2 separate regions of the Homo sapiens genome follow, and region 1 is linked to region 2. The links are chromatin contacts, found by Hi-C or POLR2A ChIA-PET in ENCODE. All regions are on one chromosome and are shown on one strand. Each heading gives the region's core, a stretch centred on a gene start or an enhancer-like site at or near the end of the contact. The rest is flanking DNA. Distances are from core to core; before and after follow the strand shown.

Evidence for each region. Hi-C counts contacts between places; a loop is a spot of excess contacts on that map. ChIA-PET counts read pairs that join two places held with the same protein, here RNA polymerase II (POLR2A).
Region 1: a loop to region 2 is called in a map of heart right ventricle, with 6 times the contacts of the local background. The contact joins two enhancer-like sites. A Hi-C loop is called at or near these places in 1 of 168 maps with a recorded cell type or tissue (heart right ventricle). POLR2A ChIA-PET finds 5 or more read pairs at or near these places in 3 of 52 experiments (H1, RWPE1 and activated T-cell).

What each region holds. Positions count from the first base shown.
Region 1 is chr1:94,604,495-94,609,325 of GRCh38, reverse strand. All of the region lies in intron 1 of LOC105378861 (a long non-coding RNA gene), which reads right to left. Among named protein-coding and RNA genes, the nearest start is that of MIR12133, 63 kb to the right of the region's middle. RefSeq lists enhancers at 1-315, 316-816, 2,732-3,931. Within about 2 kb of position 3,470, at least 5 of the 41 ENCODE cell types and tissues checked have a DNase peak (open chromatin) inside an H3K27ac peak, as active enhancers do.
Region 2 is chr1:94,674,359-94,678,757 of GRCh38, reverse strand. All of the region lies in intron 3 of SLC44A3-AS1 (SLC44A3 antisense RNA 1), which reads left to right. Among named protein-coding and RNA genes, the nearest start is that of MIR378G, 69 kb to the left of the region's middle. Within about 2 kb of position 1,882, at least 7 of the 41 ENCODE cell types and tissues checked have a DNase peak (open chromatin) inside an H3K27ac peak, as active enhancers do.

The DNA of each region.
Region 1 (4,831 bases), core at 2,221-4,720, 71 kb after region 2:
ATCGCCATCAGCCTGGAGTTTCCACAACCAGCACGAAGTCACCACCTTCTGTTTTCTGCTCTCAGCTCAACCTGGCCACCCACCTCCCACTGTGTCTCAGAGCTGTACTTTCCTGTGGGCAACTTTCTGAGCCTGCAGAGGAAAAGGCATCAGCCATACTGCAGGGTTTATTCATTAAGATTTTCAGACAATTTCCTACTATCTCAATCAATTCAGCGGATAGCTATTAAGAAACCAGAGGGAGAGTTCACTCCAGATACACTGAGATGCAGTCTCCACATGAAGAAACTTAGATCAGGCCTGCAGCTCCAGGACACAACTGCTTATGCGCCTCTGTGCAGCCACACCTGGCTGCCCAGCTCATCAGCTCTAACTCTGTGTTCTGAGGAAATCTCCATTCACCGAGTCCTGCACCTTAACTCAGTTCGATGATGGGATGAGAAGGACACAGTGTGGGGCCTTGATAAGAGAGGAGGCCCCTCAGGCAAGCTTGGGCCACAGTGGCCGAAAGAGCCTTGCAGTTACCAGCAGAACACTGCAACTCACTGACCCTCACTTCTTGCTTTCCTGTCTGCAGTCGAAGCCCTGATCCCTGCTTCATCATTCACACACAGACCACGTGTCTCGAAGTTCCAAAGTTAGCAATGGCCGGTCCTTTCCAGACCCATTGGTTTACACAGCCTACACCCCAAATTCTACCTGTCTTTGTTCTCTGTTTCCTGTAAGACTGTGTGTGGGCCTCACCTCCTTGGCTAACTAGACTGGAAGCTCCTGAAAGGCAGGGGCCTCTCACCCGGGTTCTTTTTTCCTTCTCAGCACTCAGCAATCTGCTTGGAGCAAGGCTTATAGATCACTTTGTTGATTGTTACCAAAACATGGACTTGGCCAGTTCTGGGTAAATCTTTAACTTTCAAGGAGCCTGTGAGCAGACGAATGTCCGAAGGTGCTAAAGTTGTATGACTCAACAGATACAAACACAGATGGGGTTGGGTCATTCCTTATTCCACAGCTGGTGCTCTGTCACCTGGGTCCATATCCTCCCGATAAACAACCTGGCTGAAAAGTAAGAGCTGAAGGGCTAAGAGGGAACTGCAGGCCCAAGGCCCAAGGAGGAGACGGGGGAAAACAAGAAGGGAGGGATTAAGAAAGAGATCCACAAAGAGGAAGGGGGAGAGGCAGGCAGAGAGAGATTAGAGCAAAAGAGACAGACAGGAACACAGAGAAAGAGGGAGAGAAACAATGGAGAGCAAGAAAGGTCAGAGGTGCCGAGGGAGGGTGGTAGAAAGCTCAGGCGGTCTGGGATCAGGTCACCAAGCCATGATTTGTCCTAATAATTGAGCACCTGCTACATGCCAGGAGTTGTGCTAGGCCCTGGACATGCAGTGGTCAAGAAGGCAAGCCCATTCCTCAAGGAGTTTATATTCTAATGGAGGACTGATGATAAATAATATGCAATAAGATGTGTTGAAGAAAAATAAAGCAGAGGCCAAGGATGTTGGGAGTCAACGTCCTGTAATCCTAGCACTTTGGGAGGACAAGACGGGTGAATTACTTGGGCCCAAGAGTTCAAGATCATCCTGGGCAACATAGCGAGACCCTGTCTCTATGAAAATTAAAAAAAAAAAAAGTATTAGCCAGGCATGGTGGTACGTGCCTGTAGTTCCAGCTACTCAGGAGGCTGAGGTGGGAGGATCACCTGAGCCTGAGGCTTCAATGAGTCATGATCACAAAACTGCACTCCAGCCTGGCTGATAGAGCAAGACCTTGTCTCGAAACAAAACAAAGCAAAATAAAGCAAGGTGGAAGTCTACTCTCAAGTAGAAGCAGAATTTCACTTAGAAGATTTGACTCCTCATCCAGTGCTCATGTGAAAGACCAAATGCACCAGACCATCAAGGAGATGGTTTTATTCAGGGTATTGCAATAGGGAGAATGTTCATGAAAGGAGAATGTCTCAAAGAAAAGGAAGGGGCCCCGGGGCTTTACACAGGCAGGTGAACAAAGGAATCTCACAGGAATCTCTAGAAAGGATGGAGGCAGGTCTTACTTGAAATATTGGAGGGCAGGATGGTCCTTTGAGATTTTGCCATGGAACACAAAAGGATGGGGGTGTTTTGGAAAACAAAAAGGTAGGGGATTTCTTAAGCTCAGGTAAAGTTTAACCTGTCCCTAATATCCTGCCACCTCCATTTTTCTAAACACTAAGTATGGTCACTTTGTTGTGCTCATTTGCTTCTTACCAGCACCGTAACATGGAGTTCCTTCAGGCAGCACACAAGCCCTTTGTGATCTGATTTCTATCTGTTCCCAATTAGCTGAGGTAGGGAAGCACACAGAGAACACACGAGAGGATCTTGTAGGCCAGAACACCCAGTGTCTCTGCACACCTCCCATTGGCCAGAATGCAGTCTCGTAGCATCCTCAACTGAAAGGGAGGCTGGGAGGTATCACCTAGCTATTTGACCAGGAAGGAGGAAATGGATGTTAGTGGTCACAGCTAGCCAGCTTTGTTGCATGTGCTGTTCCCTCTCTCTTTAGAAATGTCCCTCTGCTTCCTTCCTCGCCTTTCTCTGATTAGAGGGCGCCGGTGCACCCTTCAGGTCATCTAAGTGTGTCTTCCTTTAGGAAATCTTTCTTGACCACCAGTGTGGTCAGTACTCCTTGAACGCCTCTGTAGCACCCAGAATATTTTATAGCACTAACCATATGACTCACATTGTTCACTTTCTCATCAGTCCCCTACATGACACCTTGAGGTCCCTGACATTAGAAGCTGTGCCTTTTGTCTTTCTGTACTCAATGCCTAGTGCTGTTTGGCATTGGATTGTAGGTGATCAATAATGTCTGTCAAATAAATGAATGGCTCCTGGATGGCTTCTAAATGGCCAGGATCTCCAGATGTGCTCCAGAAGGATAATTTCAACCAAGAAGAAGACACAGAAGTTTCCACAGTCACCCTAATAGCTTTCGTTTGCCATCTGGGCCTGGGTCAGTTATCACACTGGGACCCCAGGAAGAAGCTTAGTGTTGTGGATGTTAGAGATGCAAAGAGAGCTCAGGTGCCTTATTTTGAGCTCAGCCCACTAACCGTCTTTACAGCTTGATTAGCCTTTAGAGAGAAAACAGAACTTTGGCCTCAACTTCCTGGCAGGTAAGGAAAGAGATTAGCAGATGCCCATTGTGTGAACCCGGCTAAGACTACAGCCAACTCGGAAGCAAGGCGATGGGCTGGAATGGCTCCTATCCACATGGTATTTTGGTAAGTTAAGAAAAGTTACATAGTGACACACTCTGGTACAGCTTCTGTGATCCCCACATTGCTCTCAGCCAGTTTGAGTCAGGACCAAAGACAGTAAAATCTTATTAACACAGGAGAGAAAGACTGAGTCATTTCCGTAATGACTGCCTCACAGCAGGAATCATTACCAAGCCTGAGAGCGAGAAAATGGCGCTCTCTTTTTATGTGGAATTGTTGGCTGGAGTCTCGCCTTTATGACTTTTGAAGAAGGAATTATATGGTTCATACATCCAAGAACAAATAAAACAGGGTTGCCGGCCGGGCTCGGTGGCTCACGCCTGTAATCCCAGCACTTTGGGAGGCCGAGGCGGGTGGATCACGAGGTCAGGAGATCAAGACCATCCTGGCTAACATGAGAAACCCTGTCTCTGCTAAAAATACAAAAAAAATTAGCCGAGTGTGGTGGTGGGCACCTGTAGTCCCAGCTACTCGGGAGGCTGAGGCAGGAGAATAGCATGAACCCAGGAGGCGGAGCTTGCAGTGAGCCGAGATCGCGCCACTGCACTCCAGCCTGGGTGACAGAGCGAGACTCTGTCTCAGGAAAAAAAAAAAAAAAAAAGCAGGGACGCTACCTCATGGTGTGTGAGTAGTCAGACAGCAATGATACCAGGACCTGGCATCAGTGGGGCAGAGCAGAGCGGGGTGGTGTTGAGGAGGGCCTGGGAGGAGTTGGGTATCTGCAGCTCTTGGGCCTGCCGAGGTCCCCTTGCCACCTCCAGTATTTGTGTTTGAGGTTCATTAGGGCCAAGCGGGTCAGGAAAAGGAATAGAACATAAATTTCATAGCTTTACATGGTTGACTTGGGCTCTGTAAGTGGTAAACCCAATGAAATAAAGGTGAATCATGCCTTTTGAATCCTATGTCTTTATTTAGGTTCCGGTGCTTCTCTTCCTGGTTGGGCTGGTTCTTATCCAGGCCTTTTGAGGGCCATGGAGGGTGTCTGAGGGCACAACAACAGGCCTCCTTTAGGGACACTATGGCCTCAGGACCTTAATTCCCAAATGCTTCTGTTCTCTTTAGCTCTCCTCACAAGAGGGGAAAACTGCTGCTATCTCTCTTCTGTGGAGTTGTAGGTATGTGCCTGCATTAAGCAGAAACATTGAGCTGCTCAGATGATGATGACGATGATAGCTAACGGTCATTGAAACTTACAATGTACTAGGCACTAAGTTAGGGTATTTACATGCAAGATCCTGTTTAAATCTCATAATCACTCTATAAAATATGTACTACATCCACTCATTGTTTTAGGTGGAAAACATCCTGGTGGGGAAGATTCTGAGAAATTCAGCTCCAAAATAGAATCATACTAAGAAACCCACCTAGAAGTCCTGGCAAGGATGTGCTTCTGAATTCCATCATCATTAGTGGTTGTGCCCTGGGAACCAGCACAAGCTCTTTCTTCAAATTTCATTTCAAATTTTATCACTTTTCAACACCCCCACTGTAACGACTTTAATCCACTTACCATCATCTCTCACCTCAGCTACGAATAATAACAGATATTTTTGAGATATTCTTGGGTACCAGGCA
Region 2 (4,399 bases), core at 633-3,132:
TCCAAATGCCCTGGCTCTGGCTCTGTGAAGAGGTCAGAAAAACACTGGGGACTGTCTTTCTTCAGAAATACTTTTGGACCATCGAAGTTTTCAAGGAGATAAACATCCTTATGACGTTTCTGGTGGTCCAGGCCCATCTGGCCGAGGAAGTACAAAGATACATGAAGTTTAGGCACACTGGAGGGGAATGTTTGCTAAACATTCTTCATTCTTCAGAAAGGTTCAGGCTCAGTTCAACTTTGGGGGTGAGGCTTGAACTAATGTTGATTTTATCAGCACCTGTTTGCTCCAAGACTGCAGAAGAAAGATTGTTTGTATTCCTTCTTACGGTGCTGCTGGAGGAAACAACAATGACCATTTATTGGGTGTGTCCTATTACGTCCTCTGTTAGGCAGTTATGTATACTTTTTTTTTTTTTTTTAATTGAGACAGAGTCTTGCTCTGTTGCCCAGGCTAGAGTGCAGTGGCGCAATCTAGGCTTACTGCAACCTCTGCTTCCCGGGTTTAAGCGATTCTCCCGCCTCAGCCTCCCGAGTAGCTGGGATTACAGGTACCCGCCATCATGCCCGGCTAATTTTTGTATTTTTGTAGAGACCAGGTTTCACCACGTTGCCCAGGCTGGTCTTGAACTCCTGACCTCAGGTGATCCGCCCGCCTGGGCTTCCCAAACAGTTATGTATACTTTCACTAGTCTTTTCACAATTTTGAGAGGTAGTTTTAGAGGTGTGTGGTACCTGTTGTTTTCGTCTGTCCAGCAAGCTTTTCCGTTCCCCTGATATTTGTGGCCATGTGACCTGGGGCTGGCCAATCATAATCACTCATCCCCTGGCCACAGTGATTGGACCAGGGAGTGGGCACGGGACCCAATCTACACCAATCCCTCTCCTTTCCTGAGACTGATCCCTTGATGCAGGGAGAGAGAAGTACTTTCTGCCTGGGTCGCTACACTGAGGTTGCCCCGATTGCATGACAGTTGTACTGCAGCTCAGTCCTGCTTCCTTTATTTTCTTAGAGGTGTTGTTCCTGAGCACTGGCTTCAAAAACCTTGCTGCTCATTTATCTTGTCTCACGGTGGTCTCCCAGGGAACCAACCGAAGAGGAGGAGGAGGAGAATAGTGGTGGGGGTGGGTTGTTGACGTCTGACTTCAGAGAATTTTTCTTTCATCACACAATAAAATTAATAAAATAAAAAGACAAGGATTCGGGATGCCCTCGGAGTTCATCCATCATATTTTCAAAAGGAAATTTCAAGCCAGCAATCTTCCCATCAGCTTCAAGGAGTATTTTCTAGAATAGTTGAAGGGTGGTTTTGCCTAAAACCTGGGGGTTGGCATAGGTGGCCTTTCAAGGAGGCTTCTAGCTTCAAGTTTCTGTCAATTATGCTTTGCATATCTAAGAGCTGTTTGGGCTGGAGAATTTCAAAGAAATTTTCAATGTGCCAGGGTTGAGATTCAGCGTCTTTTTGCTGAGCGGGCATTGATGAGAAATGCCTCTGAACTCGCAGGGGTGATGCAGCCCCCTGGCCAGCCTGCCAACTCTACATACTCTCATTGCTCCAGCGCTGACACGCTTGCTCTTTTTAGGTCTAATATGGGCAAATCTATAGCAAGCATTCCAAAAGCTAAGACACTTTTAACTCTCTCCAGAGCAGCCAGAGATCCTCATAGCAAAGCCAGGTAACCCCAGGGGCCAGGGGCACCTTACACACTATCCCTGAGGGGCCGAGCTGGCTGAAATCAGCCTGCACCCTGCTTGCCAGCCGTGCGCGGGGACACTGTGTCCACTTGGAAGACTGAATGCCTTTCTCCAATTTCACACTGACTACTTCCTCCCTGCCAAAAGCACACCTTCCCTCCATCTGAAGATATAAAAGGAGCTTGGGGCCCCAGCATGAACAATTGCCAGGGCCTGGGACACACCTGTCATGGGCAGGTTTGTCCAGAGTTCACAGAGCATAAAGACTTAATCTGCTTTCACATTAAATAGGCTGATCGGATACGACAACAATTTCCCACTGTTCTTTGAATGGCAAACAGGATTTAGAGCACAAGGGAAGGAACTTTTTTGTATATATAACTTTTCATGCAGAAAGTTCACAGAGTTTACCTGTAATCTTAGCTCACAATCAGGCAAAAGGATTACAGCTGGGCATGTAGAGCTTATCAAAAAGCTCAGAGGGAGACCAAAGGAGGGCAAATGCAATTTTTTCTTTCCTTTCTTTTATGCCCATGTCAAAATGCACGCGTTGGTCAACATCTTGAAAACTCTCCAGCGGAGGTAACTCTACCTTCCTGTACCTTCATGCCCGGCTTCTTCTACCATCCTGTACCACCTTCCTGTACTACAACTATTAGGTAGGTGCAAAAGTAATTGCAGTTTTTGTCTTTAAAAAAAAAAAAAAGGCAAACACCGTAATTACATTTGCACCAACCTAGTACTTGAGGATGATGATAGAACACTGCCAGAGGAGTACTGCAGCCCCAGCCTCATGGCCAGAGCACCTTGGTCACTCCGAAGGGGCAAGTAGGCCTTATGTAAGGAGCAGGGCAGGCCACTTCTGGTGAATTGCATACCTTGCAGTGAGACATGGGCTGAGGGTCCCGGGATTGGTGAGAAAGGTTAGCATGTTTGTGCCCCAAATCTTCAGTCTGAGGAGGACGGGAAGAACCTCTCTAGAAACACTAAAGTCAATGGGAAATGAACTTGGGCTTGAGTTATTTTCTGATCAATTTGATTTAAATATAATGTTAATAAAAAGAATACATAAAACTAATAGCCTGAATGACAGACCCAGTGGATATGACTTGCTTGGGGAATTCGAGTGACTCTGGCTTTGAGTTTAATATGGCTTTTATTGAAGAAATTTTTCTTTAATGGTAAAGAAAAGAAGTAAATCACTAACACCTTAGCAAGAGTGAGTTTGTCATCTGGAATCAGGGGAACAAGAGGAGAGAGCTGGGAGTTGTGTGGGAGTTAGGATGAGGGTAGACAGGAATCTGGAAGTGAAGGGGAAAGGCCTAATAAGGGAGTTTGTTCCCATCCTGCAAGCTCGACTTTTTCATGAACTTTTTCAGAGTTAAAAGAGCACACTATATTCAGTCCTAGCCTCTGTTTTGTAGCCGAAGTGTTGGGAAATGTGCATTTCCTTGTTTCTGCACAATAGGGGTGCCTCAGACCTCCAGACATAAACAATGTATCCCGCAGGCCAATGCTTCTGAGTCAGGTTTGGGCTACAGGATCCCACCAGAATCAAGGAACAGCCAGCCTTACTGAAAACTAAGCCACCCTGAGCAAATCCATTTTGAATTCCAAAGTTAATGTGAAGCACCTATGAAAATAAACATAGGCAGAAGCAACTGTTAGAGGGAACACCGTTGCTCTATTTGTTCTGTGGGGGCTAGATACCTAGAGGAAGCTCTCCTCCTACAAACAGAATAGACTATAGGATCTGGAGAAAAGAGGAAACAAATCAGCCAGAGAGTATGTAGCTCTAGATTAGTTGGGCTTCTTGTGTTCCTAAATGTTTTTCTTCACAAAAGCCCCTTGATCATGTGGCAGTCCATCTACCCGTCCATTTGCCCATCAATCTATGCATCCACTCATCCTTCCATCTATTCACTCATCATCCATTCATCCACACATCTATTCATCCACCCATCTCTCCACTTATCATCCAATTATTCATTCATCCATCCATCCACTCATCTATTCATCTATGATCCACTCACTCATGTATCTATTCATCCACTCATCTATCAACCCATCATCCATTCATCCACCCATACATTCACTTATTCATCCAACTGTCTGCCCATTATCTACCCACCCATCCCCCCTACCTATCCCCCTACTCATCTACCTCTCCATCCATCCCCCAAACACTACTTGATACCCATTACATGTGCCAAGCTAAGGACAGCTGGTCAAACATACTTATCTACTCACTGGGTGGGCAGGAAGTAGGGTGTTCTCTTTGGTAAAGGAAATGGCTGACAGACATAATAAGGCTCAGTAAGATGCAGTAGAGCATAGAGATAAAAAACACAGGCTTCATCATTAGTCCATCACTTTCTAGCTATGCAGGAAAGTTACCTAACTTCTCAGCACCTCAGTTCTGAGGTGAAGGAATAATAGTTCCTGCTTTACAGGGTCGTGGTAGGAATTAGATGATTCAATGAAAGCTAAGTGCTTAGCACAGTGCCTAGCACATATGATGTGCTCAATAAATTTTAGCTTGTGTTATTAAAAGTAGAACGTCTGGAGAACCAGAGTGAATTATGTAATCTAAAGAGGCAGCGGGAAAGGGGTTTCTTAACCCATTTCCCATTTGCCCCGGAACACTTGCTGCTGCAGAGTTTACCCCAAGATAACTCACAGATTACAGTCCTAATCTTACCAC